Regions from separate parts of the Mus musculus genome. Here regions 2, 3 and 4 are each linked to region 1. Evidence: chromatin loops called from intact Hi-C (ENCODE). Cell type or tissue: gastrocnemius. All regions are shown on one strand.

Evidence for each region. Hi-C counts contacts between places; a loop is a spot of excess contacts. Peaks named below come from ENCODE experiments on the same cell type or tissue, not always from the same donor. Only the 100,000 strongest peaks of a DNase experiment are listed, where the experiment ranks them.
Region 2: a loop joins it to region 1, with 12 times the contacts of the local background. A loop is called at or near these places in 11 of 42 quality-filtered maps.
Region 3: it touches region 1 in a loop (4-fold over the local background); 14 of 42 quality-filtered maps call a loop at or near these places.
Region 4: a loop joins it to region 1, with 4 times the contacts of the local background. A loop is called at or near these places in 15 of 42 quality-filtered maps.

Annotation. Positions count from the first base shown.
Region 1 is chr2:113,532,779-113,537,778 of GRCm38, forward strand. The region is part of intron 7 of Fmn1 (formin 1); the gene reads left to right. Among named protein-coding and RNA genes, the nearest start is that of Gm13963, 140 kb to the left of the region's middle. In gastrocnemius, a CTCF peak has its summit at 3,033 (motif pointing right); a DNase peak (open chromatin) is centred at 3,109; H3K27ac peaks cover 1,262 bases.
Region 2 is chr2:113,821,350-113,826,349 of GRCm38, forward strand. All of the region lies in intron 2 of Scg5 (secretogranin V), which reads right to left. Among named protein-coding and RNA genes, the nearest start is that of Scg5, 5.2 kb to the right of the region's middle. In gastrocnemius, a CTCF peak has its summit at 2,787 (motif pointing left); DNase peaks (open chromatin) are centred at 1,223 and 2,754.
Region 3 is chr2:113,647,187-113,652,186 of GRCm38, forward strand. All of the region lies in intron 16 of Fmn1 (formin 1), which reads left to right. Among named protein-coding and RNA genes, the nearest start is that of 4930533B01Rik, 59 kb to the right of the region's middle. In gastrocnemius, a CTCF peak has its summit at 1,200 (motif pointing left); DNase peaks (open chromatin) are centred at 1,188 and 1,952.
Region 4 is chr2:113,805,399-113,810,398 of GRCm38, forward strand. All of the region lies in intron 2 of Scg5 (secretogranin V), which reads right to left. Among named protein-coding and RNA genes, the nearest start is that of Scg5, 21 kb to the right of the region's middle. In gastrocnemius, a CTCF peak has its summit at 2,484 (motif pointing left); DNase peaks (open chromatin) are centred at 1,662, 1,917 and 2,468.

The DNA.
Region 1 (5,000 bases):
CAAATGGAGCCGAAAATTCTGGGTCTGGAAGGCTTAACAGGAGGGATGGTGTTTGGCGTTTTCAGTGAACTTTGTAGCCTGCCTTAAGTTGAGGTTTTTTTAAGTTGTAAAGAAAATTAAAAAAAAAAAAAAAAAAAGAAAAGAAAAGAAAAAAAAGAAAGAAAGAAAGGAAAGGAAAGAAAAGCAGCTAACTAACTCAACGCCAGAAGACTGCAAACCCGCCCTTTTGAGACTGCACAGCCTCCATGCCTGTGGCCAGATTTCAGACATCAAGATGGATCCCTTGGTCTCCTCTAGAATCAGATGTTTGTTTTCTTTTCTCCTGAAGAGAAGATGAAAGTGGCTTTTTTCAAGGACATTCAGCTTTGGGGGCCAAATCTTTCAGTGTGATCATGAGATTGTCTCCATATGAGAAGACTATAAGAACACTTGCCAAACAAGTTTTTTAATAATACCTGATCTGGAGAGAGAAGCACGTGTGTTGGATATTGAAGCATCCAGCTTTCTGAATCTTGGGAGGAGGAACTCAGCCAACATCAAGGTAGAAATGTCCGAATCTTTTTTTAAAAGTAGAACTGATGTGGTCCTTGTGTGTGCATCAGAAAGAGTGGGGTTGATTGTTGAGTCTGCTGAACTCAGCTAAGAGTGTCTAATGACAAGCTTCATATCTGTGTTTACATTCCCTACTGTTTAATCCTGTCTTACACTAGGACAGACATGGATTACCAAACTGGGCAGGAATCTTGTTCTACAGTATGAAGTGTAAGAGTCAGAAGGAAGCCCACTGTAGTGTAGTTCTCTCTCTCTCTCTCGTTAGCACTTAGAACAAGTCTGGAGAGACTTGTACGGCTTTGCACATCTCTACTGGGAAAGTATTGATGACAATGAACAGTGGCGAATATGCTCAAGAGCTCCAGCATATGTCTGTGGTTCCTGTTTAAATTCACCACACTGTTGATGGTCACAGTTTTCACTGAGGGGACTCAGTTGAAGGGGATGAGGAGGAACAGCCATTGCTACAGGAGTCGAGACACAGCTACATGTGATGAAGTCTAAACTGTTTCTTTCATTGTGAGATTATACAAAGTGTTCTTTAATATTCCGATTTAAAACAAAAACAAAGGATTCAACATCCTGAAGAAAAATATGTATCGTATGTACAATTATTGCAAAGAAATACATCGATTTCAATTGTGTTATTTCCTTTGACTGAACCTATTGCACTTTAGATGTTATTTATAACTAAAGTCGTAGGCATGACAGCATTGCATCCTCAGGGGGTTGCCATCCTCCCTGGTCACATCAGGCCTATCAGCCACTATTAAGCACAACAGTAACTGCACCAAGAGCAAGAGCTTCGAACACAAGGATTCATACCACCACCACCACGGGTAGTCTTTATTATTCCTCTTTTCATAGCAGATGGCCTTCTCACATCACCTTTTATTTTTATATATATTTGAGAATATCAGTTCGTAGCATAGCTGTTATGGGAATCAAAGGAATTGTAATTATGAAGATGTTTTTAGGCATCCCTTGGAACTTTATGTTAATTTCTGTATAAACTATTGTCACATCAAAGCTTTGGGAAGAAAATATTGCCAGGTGTATTGAGACACCCTTGTAATCCTAGCACCTAAGAAGCTGGAGCAGGAGGATGTAAGTTCTAGGGTAGGCTAGGCTACATGTGATTGTGTCTTTAAAAAAAAAAAAAAAACCTTAGAAAAGAATCTAGAACATCTCCAGTGTGTTCTCATTTTCCAGTATTTATGGAAGCATTCCACAACTTCCTATAATGACACATTCCAACAGTACTTCAACTGGAGTTGGCTTGCGTTCTCTTTCTTGCACTGTAAGATAAGTGTTTACACTGCTAGTGTGCCTGTGTTTACACTGCCCCTGAGTTACATTTGTTCTCAAGCAAGAAGGTCAGGGCCTTGACGGGCATCCAAGAGTCTGTTGTCAGAGGCTCTTTTCTCTTGGCATCTGTCAAGGAGGTCACTACGTCCGTGATAAGCCTCCCAGTTCTGGTCTAAACTTGCTTGACAGAAAATCTCGAGACCCGCCAATCTCCTTCTGCCCTTGAGATGTGATCTGACTTTGAATTGTGAATTGTCTGTCTGCTTCCTGTTCTCTGAGATGTATAAAAAGCATTCTCCTCCCTCTGTCTCCTCAGCAGATAGTTCTTCAGAATTAATGAAGTACTGACTACTTTCTCTGAGCCCTTTGGGGGAGATGGGCTGTGATGGCTCTGCAGATGATACTCTGTTGAAACTTTCTGGTGCCAAAATGCTTCAGCATTGATTGTAATTTGGTCACTTTGGCGAGGATTGTGGCTTAAATGCTCAAGTCCCAGACTTCGTGTCTCATTGTAGAGAGGAGGGGAGAAGGGTGGAAAGAGAACATTGCTTGGAAGGCTGAACATAAATTTATAGGGTTTTTATAACCTGCTGCCCTTCCAAGTTTATATTACTCAAACTTTTGTAACAATGATAATTTCTCTGGGCTGCCTTGGGGAGGTATGTATGTTATTTTTCGCCTGGGGATAAGGATAAGTTTGTCCATCTTTTTTACACTTCTCTTGTGTTTGATAAAAGCATGTGGGGTTGAGTTATCCTGTACAGGATGCCCATGTGTTGATTGTACTCCTCTGTGCCCTGAGAATGTCAGTACTTCACCCAGATTCCTGGAGTAGGACTTGGAATACTCAGGGCTTTCCTATTCTGCAGTTATCAGACTCCAGCTAGCCAGATTCACCCAGAGGAAGTGAGAGCCTCTCCCGGACAGGCACCAGCACAACACTTGTCCCTTTCCAGCTTTATTTAGACTTGAGATGACACCCAAAGTTGGCTTGCACATCTCCTTTATCAGCTTGTTTTTTAAAAGTGGGGAAAGCTTATCGTATATGGACATTAGTGCTTCTTTTGGATTATCAACTCTAAGCACTGTTTCTCCAGTTGGCTGTTAAAAGAATAATTTAATCTAGGTTGTTAACTCAGGGCCAGTTTCAAGTGTCACCAGAACTGTCAATACCTCCTTAAAGCCACAAGAGGGCACTTTACAATGAGAGTCACAGCTAAATGTCTTCTCCCAGAGCAATGGAAGCCCAGGAGGCCAGATTTTTACAGCACATTATCCTGAACTCTCAGAGCCAAGTGCATATTAGCGAAGCTTGTGGGTGTCAGCGAAGTAAAAACTGTTTCTCGGCAGAGTTGCAGAGCTTGGAACGAATGCTTGTCGTCTAAAATGGATGGGACTTGGCTCCTTTGGAACTAATTCCAGAACCTTTCCCTCTTTCCACTATAGTTTTAAAATCTAAATAAAGACAGAAAAGAGTTATTTGAATATGCATTTGAATATCATCTAATTTAAAAGTACAAGGTGTGATTAGATACCTGGAGGTATACTCAAAGAAAATCAGTTAAATCCAGCGATTTTTTTTTTTTTTTTTTTTTTTTTTGGCCTGGAAGCTCATTCATTTCCCCCAAGTGTAGGACCCTGTCTGAGATGGTGACTATGGGTAGAGCTGGAAAAGAGATGAGGCCCAGTTGCCATGCTGGGGGTGGGGGTGGGGGGACAGTGATGGTGGCTTCCAACCCTAAAGAGAAGTATTTTGAAGATGGGAAAAGTAGAATGAAAGGTCCTATATATGTACTCAAGGTTAATAACCCCAGGTCATGCGGGTGCTGAACGCTAAACTGGAAAAGCATTGCAGGGCACACTCATCTGTGTACGTGATGGCCACCATAGACTCCCTGCACCCCTCCGTCCAGCCAACTGCTTATTGTGACCAGAAGTCTCAATTACTTTGGATTTTGGAGTATTTTCCAAGTAAAAATGACCAGGCATGTTTTCACTTGTAGTAATAACGCTAAGAGGTGTTTACCAATAGTTTAGTTGCTTGGTATGTATTAACTTAGTTAATTCCACAAGACCTGAAGAAGATGATTACCATCTTATTCCCATTTTGTCATCGAGGAAATTGGAGTGGAGAGAGGTTGGGTAATTCGCCCAGCATCACACAGCTCATAAGGAGCCAATCAAGGACAGACAGCTCAGAGCCGTGTTCTTAGTTACGTGAAAACCAATGCATTCATTTAAATGTAACTACAATGTTGACTTCAGGGTCACTCCGCTAAATCAGAATACCATTTCCAGTCCTGGTCTGGTGAGAGTCGCACTGGCTCGCTGTCCATGAGCCTGGTTTGTAGGTCTCACTGACCCTAGGCAAGAATGAGGTCCTGGACAAGGCCTTTGAAGTCTCCTTATGGCAGGCGTCTCATTCTGTCAATAGATGAGCTTCAGTTTGAAGGGTTCCGAGGCTCAGGTGGTGATTCTGAAGACTAGAACACTAAACATCCAGCAGCCTTAATTTAACTTTCTGTGTAATGGGGCAACTGGGCAAGGGAATCCCATCCAGACCAATATCTCAGTACTCCTAGAGTGTTCTGCAGACTCAGCTGCCTTACAGCGTCTGCTGTGTCGTATGAGGCCTGGATACTCATCCGGCCTCAGAGAGTAACTGTGATTTTAATAACCCCTATTTAGCTTTGATGGAATAATTTTAAAATGAAGTTCTTTTAAGTACTGGCAATCTTTGGAAAATCACAATGCAGCTTTGGAGTCAACTACCTTGCCTTGAAGGTAGCTGACTAGGGTCTGGGTTTTTTTGTTTGTTTGTTTTGGGGTTTTTTGAGTTTTTTTTTTTTTGGTCTGTTTGTTTTTTGTTTTTGTTTTTGTTTTTTAGCATTTAGCATTTATAAGTATCATAGCATCTGGAAAGGAAGTTTAAACAACTTTCCAGGTACAAAATATCAGAATTTATCTGCCTGTGGAGACCTTGTCTCACAGACGTTTAGAAACTGAATGAGCATATTGCAGACCAAGTTGCACACACATTTCTTTCTCTAAAGATGCAACATTCATTCACCGTTGTCCATGTACACAAAGAGTACTTGACAGCCATAGCCATTGGTAGAACTGGTCTGGAACTACTGGGT
Region 2 (5,000 bases), 290 kb after region 1:
TGGGTTACTGCTCTTCCCTTCCCTTTGTGTACGTAATCCACTTTGTCAATTTTCTGTGGAAAATCCTTCATTGCGGCTTTCCAGGTGACTCATGGTGCTTCTTGTTGCCGGGGGTTTTTTTTCCAGATGGTATGAATCAGGTGACATGAGACAGAGTTCTAGTTTAAACACCACGGGCTTTGCACAGATATGGACTTTGCACAGACAATGCCTGACAGGAAAAAACCCCAGGAGCCAAGGTTCTCCAGGAACCAAGACGCCTCCTGGGTTAAGCCCACACTTCAGGAAAGTGCAAGGAGTCTTAGCTGCCAGCTTCGAAGCCGTGCCTTACAAGTAGACGGGAAGGGAGGAATGCTATGCTTAGATTAATTTTTTTCCCTGCTGTACTGGCTGGTTTTGTGTGTCAACTTGACCCAGGCTGGAGTTATCACAGAGAAAGGAGCTTCAGTTGGGGAAGTGCCTCCATGAGATCCAGCTGTGGGACATTTTCTCAATTAGTGATGAAACAGGGAGGGCCCCTTGTGGGTGGGACCATCTCTGGGCTGGTTGTCTTTGGTTCTATAAGAAAGCAAGCTGAGCAAGCCAGGGGAAGCAAGCCAGTAAGTAACATCCCTCCGTGGCCTCTGCAACAGCTCCTGCTTTCTGACCTGCTTGAGTTCCAGTCCTGACTTCCTTTGGTGATGAACAGCAGTATGGAAGTGCAAGCTGAATAAATCCTTTCCTCCCCAACTTGCTTCTTGGTTCATGCGGGAATAGAAACCCTGACTAAGACACCTGCCAAACTCTCGTGTGAACAATATGGAAAGTGGGGTGGGAGAAAAAGGGTTAGAAAAAAAATAAGAGTTTTTTAAACCTCATCAGAATTTAGAGGCAGCAAAGTTCACTGTCCCCACTTGTTCCATTCAGGTTACGGTCACAGAAATGGGCCGAGCGCATGGTTTAAATGCTGCTTCTCCATGAAGGCTGCACACAGCTGGGACTTGGTGTTCGGAAGAATGAGTTAGGCTACAGAGCTCACAAGAAGCTCTAGCTCAGGCCCTGTACCCACAGATGGACACTAGCTGGAATAAGCACTCAGTGTTTATGTCCCCTTAAAAATTATACTGAAGTCTGAACCCCCAATGTGGAGGGGGTGCAACTGTCCTCCATGAATTCTCCGGCCTCTCGGCCATGTCAAGAGTCAGCTAGCCCTGAAGCGTGAAGCAGGCTGTCATCAAACACCTCAGCCGGGGCCTGATCTAGACGGTCAAGAGCTGCGAGCAGTAGACCGAGTCACCTGGGCGGATGAAGACAAGCTGGGCTCCAAATAACTGACTTCTCTAAGTTAGCAGCTGCTAGGCATGAAATTTCACCTTGCTAATTTTGCTGCTTTTCTATGGCCCTCTTTGACCTCTGTGCTTGCTGGTTTTCTGTCACCTTGAGAGATGCTGGAGTTATCTGACAGGAGGGAGACTCAATTGAGCAAAGGCCTCCATAAGATGAGGTTGTAGAACATTTGTGATTGATAGGGAGGGTCCAGCCCATTGCAGGGCTACCCCTGGGCTGGTGGTCCTGGGTTCTCTAAGAAAGCAGGCTGAGTAGGCCATGAGGAGTGAGCCAGTAAGCAGCATCTTTCCATGGTCTCTGCATCAGCTCCTGCCTCCAGGTACAGGCCCTGTTTGAATTCCTGACTTCCTTCAGGGATGGACTACAATGTAGATGTGTAAGCTAACTAAACCCTTTCTTCCCCCAGTTGCTTTTGGTCATGTTTCATTACAGCAGCAGTAATCCTAGCTAAGACAATACCATAAGAAAATCTTATTTATTTGGGGGATGAACCAATACTTTATATTGTTCAATAGTCATGGATAGTGACAATTTCTGCTTATTCTTTGAAGTGCCATAACCTTCTTTACAGCTACTGAGTCTACTACTTGGAATTTGTGATTGTGAGACAAGGCCGCATTATGGACCCAAACCAACCTGGAACTCACTGTCTAAAGTTGGCCACCCTCAAATTTATAATCCTCCTGACTCCACCCAATTTTCCAGTGCTTGGGGTGCCTAGCCCTTTTGTGTCAAGTTCTTCAGAACTTCGTCTTAGGTGCTCTGTCCCCATCAGCAATGTTTGCCTAGACAGCTCATCCACTCGATAGCCTCAGCCACTCCTGTCAAGGAGAGGACTCCAAAATGCCCTCCCCCTACATCTGTCTTGTGTTCCGCATATCCAAAGAACCATCCTCATGCCTTTCCAGACACGCTGGAGAGCCTTAACGACACAATCATTTTCATCTTCCCTAGCCTACCTGCATGTAAAACGTTTTAAGATTTGTATCCAGGCAGCTAATCCACACAGGATATTTAAAATCATTTTCCAAGGTCTTCTTTTTTTTTTTTTTTTACAAGAATTTCAGTTGTGTGAGTGATTTCAAGGCAGCCTCAGAGGGCATAGGAAAAACTGGAGACACCGACGCAGGCAAAGTTATCATTGGTTCCTCTAGAATGGGGAAAACTACAAAGAGACTTTAGAAAAGTTATCTGGGCTAAGAGACAGCCCTCCCTCCCTTCCTTCCTTCTCCCTCCCTCCCTCCCTCCCTCCCTCCCTCCCTCCCTCCCTCCCTCCCTCCCTCCCTCCCTCCCTCCCTATCTCACTTTGTCCCTCCTTTCCACATCCCCTCCTCCTTCTAAATGCAGAAAGAGACTCTCCAGAAACAAAGTGAGACTCCTCTTCCATGTTTACTGCCCCGGTTCTGTCAGCCTTTGATTGGGAGGCAGCTATTGCCACCTCGTGGCAAAGTAGAGGTACTGCAGCTCCTTTATTCAAATTTGGCCAAACATAGGCTTATTAAAATCTACTTGCCTTTTCAATAATGCCACCTTACAAAGGGCTTTTTCCCCCCCATTTGATACAATTTTTAAAAGTTTCAGCTCTCTTTTATTTTGAAAAGAATGAAATTAAGGTTCTAAATGTGTTATAAAAATATTTTGATGTATTTTAACAATATAAATAAAATTTACAATCATCAAATATTTATAACGTCTGTTTAGTGGTTTGAGACTTAGTGTTACCACAGTGCTAAGTATTCAGTAGCTTAAAGTGTTGGAGGAAGAAACAGCTGACACTTTAGGAGAACAGTTTGCTGCTGTTTTGGGTTTTTTTTTATTTTTAACCTGAGGCTGTTAATATTCAAGGGCTAGACTATCTGTCCTGGTTCAATCAACCCCAATTCAAGAAGAGTGTCAGTCACCAGAGACAGTTTTTACTCTCCAAAGTCCTCACCCTTAGTAAACAGCTCTCCGAGTCTGTCCCTGGGAGAGCTGCTAGCTTACCCTGCCTCTAAGGGAAAACAGTAGCATTTACCATGTCACAGAGACCTGCTCCAGCAGCCGGGGGAGGAGGAGGAGGGCGGAAACATAAGGTGTGGAAGCTGACCAACGCTGGTGATGAGCAGTTAGAAAGATGATCAGAAGCCCAGGAGGTGGGGGCAGGAGTGTGAGAAGTTCAAGGTCATCCATGGCTACATACAGTGCTCAAAGCCAGCTTGGGCTGTAACAGATCCTGTCTCAAACAACAAATAAAAACTGACAAACAAGTAAAGCCCTCATGCTGCTGCTGCTGCTGCACACAGAGGCGGGGTCTTGCGGTCTTTTTATTAACAGTTCACATGACTGTATGTGAAGGAAGCCTTATTTCATCCATAAGAAAATTACCTCTCAGAGAGGCCGCCAAGATCTCACGTAGCAAGCAAGCAAGCCGTGTGTACACGGCTCAGACTCCGTTCTCCTGCCATCGACCTCCTGAGGTTGCCTTTAGAAGGGCACTCACTTCCTGGCAGTCTTTACTTTGTCCTTTTGTCTTGGTTTTGGCCAACAATTTTATACATTTGGAAGATGCTACTTCTTGGCTGTTTTTAAGGTTCCCACAGAGGCGTGCCTAAGCTAAGTAGAAATGAAGAAATAACTTACTAAAAGATGACGGCACCAGAAAGTGATGGGGTTGGCCTTTAAATCCAGGGAGCTCTGGTAACAAAACTCATAGCAACCCCATTCCATACGGTTTGAAGTTTTCACAGGAATACATGTACTGTGTGTGTTCTCTATAAAAATCAGGAGGGGGTAGCAGGGACACCTTTAACTGATTCTCTCTGATGCTGGTAAAAGAATGGAAGGAGCTATTCCACATGGTGTGAGTGAGTCTCTGAGCATAGAGTACAGACAGATGGGCGAGTGGAACAGTGATCTGTTCACAAAAATAAGAACCAGGCCATCCATCTAAAACCCAGGATGGACTGGGAAAAGCTCAAGGTTTGTACTTCATTTCTATCCGCCCACTGTCTTTGATCTACTTCCTGTCATTTTCCACCTCAGCTTTAAGAGACAGAATTCTAAACTGGCTCCAAGATTCTTCTTACCTGCTGAACATACAAGACCCCCCCCCCCCCCCCCCCCGCATGTGGTGGAGACTGGAGATAAGTAGCTATCATCTTAGATAACAAAGGTGGCCGATAGTCACTCCCAGGACTCTATTGCAGCACCCTTATCAGATTAAAGGGGCTGATAATGGAGAAGTAAAATGTCACAACAGAACATTCTTGTTCAGGATATTCTGCATAGGAATATTCGAGGCAGTGTCCTTCCCAAGGGACTTCCCAGCCGACAGCCATCAAAAAGGGAACTTGAGCTGATAACTGCATGGAAATGAAGTCTGCCAGTCAGTCACCTTAACAAGCTTCTTAAAAGCCCCCACACCAGTGTCGCTGTATGGCTGGGCAACATCAGAATTCACCTTGGCTTGACTCTGAATGGAGAGAGACTGCCAGAGTTGGAACAGAAGTAACTGGGAGACAATGTGTGTCCTGAGAAACTGCTAATGCTGTGGTAATTCAAGGTAGAGCAGCAGTCAATGGAAGCACAAGTCAATGCCCATCCCTTACAGGAGTCTTGACGTTGCTATGGCAGCTCATTACCTCAAGATTAAGGACAGATCCACTGTAATCCATCCTCTTTCCTTCCTCTGTGCC
Region 3 (5,000 bases), 110 kb after region 1:
CTCATACCGGGCACTGGATTTTTTGTTGCTCCCTGGCTCTTGTGGGGAGCATTGACAGCCCAAGTGGAATAAGTTGATTACACACACACACACACACACAATTGTAGGTAAATAACAAATAATAAGGTTCTATCTCCTCCTCCCTCCCTTACTGTGGTGCCTTCCTTTCACTTCCCTAGTTGGAACTCCTCAGTCTGTCTTCCTCCCTTTCCCACTTTGCATGTGGAATTTGTATCCTGCTACTCCCCTCTCTAGGCCTCACCCATGGCCCCTTTCAACTTTCTTGGTTTCTGTGGTTACTCCAGAGTGTATATCCTCACTCTCACATCTGAAGATTTGGGACTAAGACCCACAAATGAGAGAGAACAAGTGGCATTTGTCTTTCCGCATCTGGGTTACTTCACCCAGTGTACTCTTTTTCTAGTTCCATTATAGGGAGGTTTGAATGGGTGACTTCCTGCAATTATCACTCAGGTCCTCTTGTACTTAGATATTGTCATCCTTATGCTGGAAGAACTTGACACCTCTACTGTGTTTCCAGACTATTGTGAGCATGAATATCATAGCATACATAGCTTTTGTAGGTAATGTACAGCCCAGCAGTGGTTACTTTTTCTTTCAAATTGTTTCTTCTCTGGGTTCATTTTGCTTTACAAAGATCATAGCAGCGCTAATAAGGACCCAGGACTGATGAAAGCATCAGTCCAGAGCCCGGTGCCGTACATATCAGCCAGCCTGCTCTTACATCCTCAGTCATTTCTCAGACTCTTTTCAGATGCTCAGAGTGGCGCTCAGAAAGGCAAGACAGGTTTATTCACCCAGTGCTACGTTGGGTGATGGCCCCAGTTTCTAAAGGTAATGAGTTAATTATGGAAGACTGTCTTCACTACTGGGAAGAAGTCATGTTTATCTGTTTGTCTCTCCTAAAATCTAGGCAAAAGTGATCTGTGTGATCTGCATTTATCTAAATTAGAAAGCTTCCCTTTTGTTAAAAGGTGTATGTTGTCATAAATATAGTATAAGTCAGGTAAGTGAGCATGTGAGAAAAAAAAAAAAAAGGGTGCCAGGAATTTCTGTGGTTTCTTCTCAGTGACAGAGGAGACGTTCATAATTTCATTAAGGACACCATGCCTTATGGAGCACACACACTATGGCTGCCAAAATCCACAACGTCACCACCTAGTGGCCTCAACTTGGAACTGCAAGCACTTGATTCTTAAGCTCCACAGTGTGAATATCTCCTCTCCATGCTAAAGTGATGGAGAATTACCAACTTTAGTTATCCTTGGTGACTACTGACAGCTTCAGCACTCAAGCTCTGCGTTCTAGCAAATTGTAGAATGATGAGGATTGCTTTGTTTTCTCTCTCTCTCTCTTTTTAAAAGATTTATTTATTTATTTATTTAATATATGTCAGTACACTGTGGCTGTACAGATAGTTGATAGCCTTTATGTGGTTGTTGAGAATTGAATTTTTAGAGCTTCTGCTTGCTCCAGTAGGTCCATTCGCTCTGGTCTGCCCTGCTCGCTCTGGTCAACTCCACTCACTCAGTCCCTGCTTGCTCTGGCCCAAAGATTTGCTTATTATTATACATAAGTACACTGTAGCTGACTTCAGACACACCAGAAGAGGGCGTCATATCTCATTACGGGTGGCTGTGAGCCACCATGTGGTTGCTGGAATTTGAACTCAGGATCTCTTTCTTTTTCTTTCTTTCTTCCTTTCTTCCCCTCTTTCAGTTGAGAGCAAATCCATCTGTGTGGTAGCTTTGTGCAGAGATTTTCATTTGCTTCTGAAAAATAAAAATGCATAGAATAGACCAGAACTATTTTCAGTAACGATAAACAGTTTTCTCATCATAGGGTGTAAGCACGGCTGGCTCACGTCCCTTCACAGTTTTAGGCACACATGAGTGCTCCAACTCTTTGGCCTGCCAGGCCTTGCTAGCTCACCCTTTATCCACCCGAAAAGCAGACACCAGAGCCCTTGCTGTGTACAACTCCCCCTCCTGCCTCAGCATCCACCAAGTTGCTGGCACTCAAATTATTGATTGACATAATCAACTGCCTGCCTAATGAGCTCATCACAGCATCCCATTTCCTTGCCGAAATAATGAAATTTGGAGTGATTAATCGTGCTGTAATAATTCAAGAAGGCTTTAATGTGTTCAAGTAAATCATGTGGAAAGCCACGGAAGAGTTATTTGAGATGGCTATTCTTCCTAGAAAGGCTCTATTCTCCCTTAGCATCGTCCCTTGAGTTTCACAGTTCTAGAAGTTTGCCTGATGGCTAGCATAGGGTGCATGCATGGTTATCTGCAGTCTTGGTCTTAAGCTTCCTCTGGCACTGGTTCCTGGTTTGAACTCATGACTGAAGCACTGATCGCAGTTTGTCCCAGTACCACTGGTGAAATAGGTTTTAGCATCTGGACAGCAGGTAATGGAGGTAGACAGCCCTGGAAAAGACTCAGCAGGTGATGTCTGTCAAGTCGTTTTCCTGTTTCTGTTGTAGTTTGAACAATATGGTAATATAATGTGAACAATATGATAGTATAATGCAAAGAAGATTGGCTTTAGAATTATACAAACCTGAGATCAAATCTCTTGCTAACTTTCTGACTTGGAAAACACGCTGACTTCCTTCATCTCAAAGATAGAGATAATTATACCAACCTTATATGTAAGGGCATTGCAACTGTGAAATCAGCTCAAGTGTCTCAACCCTCTGATACAGGGTGTGGCGTAATCCTACACACACACACACACACACACACATACACACACACACCTGCACACATATGCCTTTACATTCCTTTGAGCTTTACATATATTGCTTAGACAAAGTCAGAATTCCATTTCATCTATGAAGCCATATTAACCATGAGTCTTTCCTTCATCTTATTAAAACAGAAGGAACTGTGCAAACTGCTAATTAAATATTAGTTTAGTTCTTATTGTGTTCTGGGCACTGTAAACTCCGTGAAGAGCAAGACCCACACTAGTTTTGCCTCAGTCCGCAGTGTATACTTAAGTTATTTGTTGCTGTATTGCCTACTGCTTCAAAAGTTAATAGCTCAAAATAACACTGTTTTCTCTTGGGTTGTTCCATTGGCTGGTTATTGAAGCGGGTCTCCTATGAATTCAGAGTCCTATGGTGGGTAGAATTTGAATATTCCAAAAATAGCTTTTCCATACATGTATGTGTATCCACCATGGGTTGGCAGGCTGTTTGAGGTTAGAGGACTATCTCGGAGACTCTAAGTAACCATTGCATGTGACTTTGGGCTTTCTTTCTCAGTACAGTGGTCTCTGGCTATCCTACTTTTCCCAAAGCAAATAGCTTTTGCTTGTGGTAGAAAACAAAAGTGGCCAACCTTTTTTTAAAAGAATAAAAAATAAAAAAATAAGACATTATGTACTTTTGATAAACCAAGTTGTAAGCCAACCCATTTTCAACATCCTGAAATGGAGCACTCACGGTCTCTAATTAAGAGATCAGCAGGCATGCAGAGAAGGTGGTCATCATGGAGGCAAGCTTTCCCAATGGCCACTCCTCAGATAGCCATCTCTTGAGAGCAGGACTGTTAACTTGTAGGTTCTGACCTGTACTTTGTCCATCCAGGCTTACAAAGGCTACAATCTGTAATTGCCTTGGGAAAAGATCTTTAATGATCAATAAATAATTGAAGGAAAGTGTGTTCTGGTCCTTAGAACTTCTTCAGAAAAAAAAAAAAAAAAAAAAACAACAACAACAACAATGTTATTTCCAGGGAGGGGTACTTTATCTTTCTCGTCAATCTGAAGGGAACTCTTTGTTTCTCTGTTTCTACATGGGGCAAACACACAACCATAAATCTTAGCTTCACACACCCAGTGCTACAAAGTGACTCATATGTTTGTGACTATTTTTACACATAAGAACCATCATCGTCAGCGAGAATGTATTTGCCGGGACATTAAGTCCCATATGCCAGAGTTTCTGTCACACTTCTGAGACACTGTCCTTGCAGTTGGAATCCTAGGAAATCAGTCCTCCGAGACTTCTGTACTTCTGCACCTGATGTAATAAACACTCCTTCCCATCCTTTCCCAGGGACAAATGGCCTTAAACTACTCTTGTAGGCCCTTCCCTACAAGTGTGCAAAAACTCTTGTTTTAATATAATTCAATGTCTGGAAGGTGGGGAGGGAGGGGTGAAGGGTAAGGAGGGAGGAAAGAAGCCTGGAGTTATCTTTCCAAGTATAGACGTGAGATACTAAATAAACATGTTTAATCTATAAACTCATGACAAGCACTTCTCAAATTAAATCCTGAATTTAAATATTTTTACATTTTTCAATAATAATTTATTTAGAGTTGATAAGCTATTATCTATGATATTAGTACCCTTTAGGGGACAAAGTGAGAACTTCATTAGCTATTTCTTATACTCTTCCTTGGATCAAACCTTTGGGGGGGGCGGTGTTGTGACCTCTGTGGTCCCTGTATGGACAATTGTTGATGGCCATTCTGACAGCTGAGGACCAAGGCTACATTCCATCCTAGAAAGGCAGAAACCATCAGGAATTGGCATGGTTGAACTGAAATATAAATCCATAGAATTGAGGGCTTTTCCCCCAAAGGGTAAAGAGAATTTAGACATAGACTTACGAATAGTTTTTGTAGACATAGCAGGAAATTATGATCATGTGGGACTGAATGTGTCATTTGTACTTAAATTTGTTCTCCCTGTGAGTCTTGTAGATAACATTGTTTTTTGTAAGCTGTGAGAGATCAGAAAATAATCCCAGCAGATTATACTGCTGCCCACAGGCTCTCAGACGCTCTCTCCGATTGGAATGGAGCCAGTAGAGTGTGCAGAGAGAGTTAAGGGCCATTTTCAAATCCATGTTGGAAAAATTCTCAATTTTTACTTCATATATCAATTTACTGTTCCTGAAAATATAGATAAGTAACCAGGATGTGGAATTTATATTAAAGTTCATGGATTCTGATTACAT
Region 4 (5,000 bases), 270 kb after region 1:
AAAGCGGCAGACAACAGGGTAGAAACAAAGGAAGAAAGTCTAATGCTGAGGTCACCACTTAACAGAATGGGTGAACGTGTTGTTTTCTAGAATGATGTTGGGACAGATTACTGGGTGTGCATTTGTCCTATTATTTCAGGGACATCAGGCACACTTTGAGGAAAGGCCACCCTGGTCATACATCTTCCTTCTGTTCACTTCAGGACAGTGATGTGGACTTAAGGGACTCCACCCGTGACACAGAACTTCAAAAATTTGTGTAAATCTTGAGCCTGTTCTCACCCCTCAATGCTAAATGGCTTTATCCATGCTGATCTCCCCTTTGGACAAAGCACTCAGAAGAAGAATAACTGTGAAAGATTCTCCGAGAACAAACTGAGACGTGGGTAGCTGGGAAGGAAGCTGGCCTCACCCTCTACCTGGGCTTCAGTACCACACATCCTGAGTGAGGCAGCCCTTTCCAGACCTCATTGCTCTCTTTGGTATTCCTCACATGGAACACGTGTTCAGTACCCGTCTATTTCTAGGGCTGTCTTTATTCCATGAGAGAAGAGGGTTATGAAATACTTCCCAGTATACCAGCTGTCGTTTCTACAAACAGGTCTATTCCAGTCTACAAAGTCCTAGCAGTAGTCTGACAGGGAAGTTGAATGCAGTCCCTCATTGCATGCACAATGAGTGTGGCTATTTCAAAGGCCTTGCAGCCATTACCATTATTTTCCAATTGCATGTGCATGGGTGTTTTGACTTCATGCAGTCTATACATCATGCGTCTGTCTGATGCCTGTGGAGTTCAGAAAAGGGCACTGGGTTCCCTGGATCTGTAATTAGAGAGAGTTGTAAGGTGTCATGTGGGTGCTCAGAATCCAACCTTGGTCCTCTGGAATAGCAGTCAGTGTTCTTAACCACTGAGCCATCTGTTCCAGCCCTTTTGAAATATGAGTTTGTATTGCTTTTCTTAACACGGGTTTCCAAGTTGCACAAGACTCAGGCCCCGAGGAACTTGACGCTGCTCTCTGATGTTCCTACAGTCATCGATGATTTCTTCAGATGCCATTATTTCAACTCAGACCCATTCAGCACAAATATTTACAGATCCACTAGGTCTGTAGCCATGGAGAAATGAGAACTCAATTCTGAAAAGTTAGAGTGATTGGATCTGATTCTTTTGATCCCAAGGAAGGGAGTGGGAAAAGGGTGGGCAAAGGAAGAAAAGAGGAAGCAGAGAGCCGTGCCTCCCAGATCCACAGTTGACCTTCCATCAACAGCTGTCATAGGCCCTCCTTCAGCAAAGAATGTCAGCTCTTCAGACTCAATTTTCTATGAAACGCGCGTGGTGGGTGGATAGGAAGTTCCCAGACGTCCCACTCTGACCCTTGATTCTGTCGCATGCATCGGTTTGCTTTATTGTGGCACTTCTCACTGGAGTCTCAGAACAGCCTCGGGCACCAGCCAGTGGAATTTTCTGGTGAGCCTCAGGCATCAGACTGAGCACTCTTCCTGCTACGCTGGGCTGAGATCCTTGCCAGCCGAGCAGTAAGTCAGGCTGATGTCATTAGTTTTGATGGCCTTCAGATATGTCCTGTTGTCAGGCTAAGTCAAGGAGGAGCGCTTGATAGTAAGCAGCGTCTCGGCCTGCTCAGGGACAGGGGCTGAAGCTGGAGTTGGCACCGCGGCTCACAGGGAAAGGCTTTCTTTCTCTGATGCCTCCATTTAAAACCTGGCTTTTTCCCCCCTCCAGATTGAGCCCCCCACTGCTGCCAGCTCGGTTGTCAGGGGGTCAGAGTTACTAATAAACAAGCGTCACCAGTTGTAGATACCCAGGGCACCAAACCCAAGCTGCTGGGAGGCCTGGGGCCCAGAAATCTTCCATCCTAGCATTCCCGGCTAAACAGTGAAGAACCATCATATTAAAAGGTCACTGTTTCAAGCAGACCTGAAAGTGCCCCTGTCTCCTGCCAGGAAGCCAGATGGGGCAGCACTGTCAGCCTAAAGCAACCAAATCCACATCACAAAGAACACCTACTGGAGGTTCCAGGTATGTAAAGTCACTGTGAAAGTAGGCCCAGGGGTAGAATTGAGATTAGTCAGTGCTCTTCCAGTACTGGGAAAGGGGAGAGGAGGTGGGAGAGATGGCAGGGATGAAAAAAGAGATAAAGTTCCTTTCTGAGATGATAAAAAATATTCTAAAATGGATTGCTGTGACACGAATACACAGAAAACCATGAAACTGTACAGTTTATTAGGCAACTGTGTAAAGCACAGCTGTCACATATTTTAAGCAAAAACAGGAATGGCCCTGACCACATACAAACGCATCGGGCCCACTCATGGTCACTGTCAGGTTAACTACAAACCCGACCAGTGGTGTTCTATGCAGGAAAGAGCTCTCAAGGATCTTCACTTAGCCCAGCTCAGGACCCTGGGTCAAGTAATAGCCTCCTACTCGCCAGAGCAATGATTCTATTCTGAGCCAATGGCGCCGCCTGGTGGCCATCACACAATTAATTCCCCGTCTTCTCCCGAATTTTCACTCCAATATTTCTCTACTTGTACTAAAAATCTTAGAAAAACTTTTGCTGCAAGTCTGATTGTGAAAACTCAAGGTTCTATGAAAGAGTCAGTCAGGCGCAATTACAGCTGGTGAAGAAGGAATGCATCTTGTTAACAAACACTTCAAAGAATAAGAAAAACACAGGGACGGAAAGATGTGCAGGTTTGTAGATCACGAAATAAATACTAATTAAAACATTAAGGTGCCGGGCGTTGGTGGTACACGCCTTTAATCCCAGCACTTGGGAGGCAGAGGCAGGCGAATTTCTGAGTTCGAGGTCAGCCTGGTCTGCAAAGTGAGTTCCAGGACAGCCAGGGCTATACAGAGAAACCCTGTCTCGAAAAACCAAAAAAAAAAAAAAAAAAAAAAAAGAAAAAAAAAAAAGTAAAGAAAAGAAAAAAAGAAAAAACATTAAGATACCAGTTTTACCTTTCAAGGAGTTTTTAAAGGGCAGTTGTCATAGAAGACAAATGGAAACGCTGTCCATGAGTAGAGTAGAGGGAGAGAGGGAAGGAGGAGATGGAAGAAGAGAGAAACACTGCAGCCATTGGTTAAACAGTTGAGAGCAACTTGACAGTAGTTGAGGAAATAGAACCTAAAAATATATAGAGTTTGGTCAAATTATTCTTTTCCCTGAAATGCACACCCTAGGAAATTTATCAGGTGTCTACATGAAGGGTCATGTGCATATATAGTCAGTAAGGAAATATTTATGAAAATAATAAATTGGAAAAACTCTAAGTGCCCACCACTTGGGGGATGTTTGCACTGTGTATATTTGTATAAGAGGATGTGATGCAGTTACTAAAAATCATGACATTAACTTGTTAGGATATAGAATATTTTGCTGGAATATTACCTACGAAATACAGACAAACACTATTTATGAAGGTGGGAGAGATGGCTCAGTGGTCAAGAGCATTTACTGTTCTTACAGAGGACCTGAGTTTGGTTCCCAGCACCCACAACAGGAAGCGCACAACCTCCTGTGATGACCACTGCAAGGAAGATGACCATGTCTTCTGGCCTCTGCACTCACGTGCGTACAGCCCCCAGCAATCTCCCCACAGATAACTGTAAAAACCTTTATTTGAAGTGTTATTTTCAAGGCTATCCATTAGAGGAAATTACCAAAGTAAAAGGGCCCTAAACACACACACACACACACATACAAGTATGCACACACACAGGATAAATACATAAACTAAATAGATGTCAAACATGGAACCTTCTAAGTGGTAAGACTATAAATAATCTTTAACATTTTGTACTAATGATTCACAATGCTTTTATTACTTTCATATTTAAAAAGGTTTAAACATAATTAGAGTCCTTAAAGTTACTTCCCAAATTTTGTTTTGAATATGCAAGGGTAAGAAAAAGACAGATAGGAGAAGGAAGAGATGAAAAGGAAGGAGAGATATATGTACATACATATATAGACACACACACACACATAATGTATATACGTACACATACATCACATCATATGTATGTGCATACACACACATATATATACACTCGCACATATACATTGCAGAGAACTAAATTTCAACAGAAGATCTTAACCTGCTAGGAACATTTAAAATCACCTGAAGATGTTTTGAGCTGTCCCATTGGGGAAAATCTACTGCCCTCTAATGGGCAGAGGCTAGGGATGTGGACCGTCAACGGGAAATGCTGCAGCCTAGGTATCAACAGTGGTGAGGGTGCAAATTCTGCTCTAGATTCAAATACAAGTGAGCCAAATCTAGATTCTATGTCCTAAGCCTGTCTTTGCACACTGCTCAACCACTTCCACTGCAAAACAGAACATAGGATTTATGAAGACAAAAATTGTAATAAATAACATACTGGGCCACGGTAGACACAAAATGGGGATTATTTCCCTTCTACTAGAACATTTCCCTTTGAATAAGTATTTTACAGATCTGTTTTTACCCTTCATGTGGAGACTCTATCTATGTCCAGTATTTAAGAAACATAAGCTGTTATTAGACGCGTTCTCACGACCGGCCAGGAAGAACACCACAGACCAGAATCTTCTGCGGCAAAACTTTATTGCTTACATCTTCAGGAGCCAGAGTGCAAGAAGCAAGAGAGCAAGAAGCAAGAGAGAGAGAAAACGAAACCCCGTCCCTCTTAAGGAGCATTCTCCTTCGCCTCGGACGTGTCACTCCCTGATTGGCTGCAGCCCATCGGCCGAGTTGACGTCACGGGGAAGGCAGAGCACAAGTAGTCATAAGATACCCTTGGCACATGCGCAGATTATTTGTTTACCACTTAGAACACAGCTGTCAGCGCCATCTTGTAACGGCGAATGTGGGGGCGGCTCCCAACATCTCCCCCTTTTTCTTTTAATAAGAGCAAATAGGCCACCCATATTAATGAGAGTGGAGATAGAGGTCAAATCCCCAGTGTGTAGGTAAAGGAGCCATGTACAGGA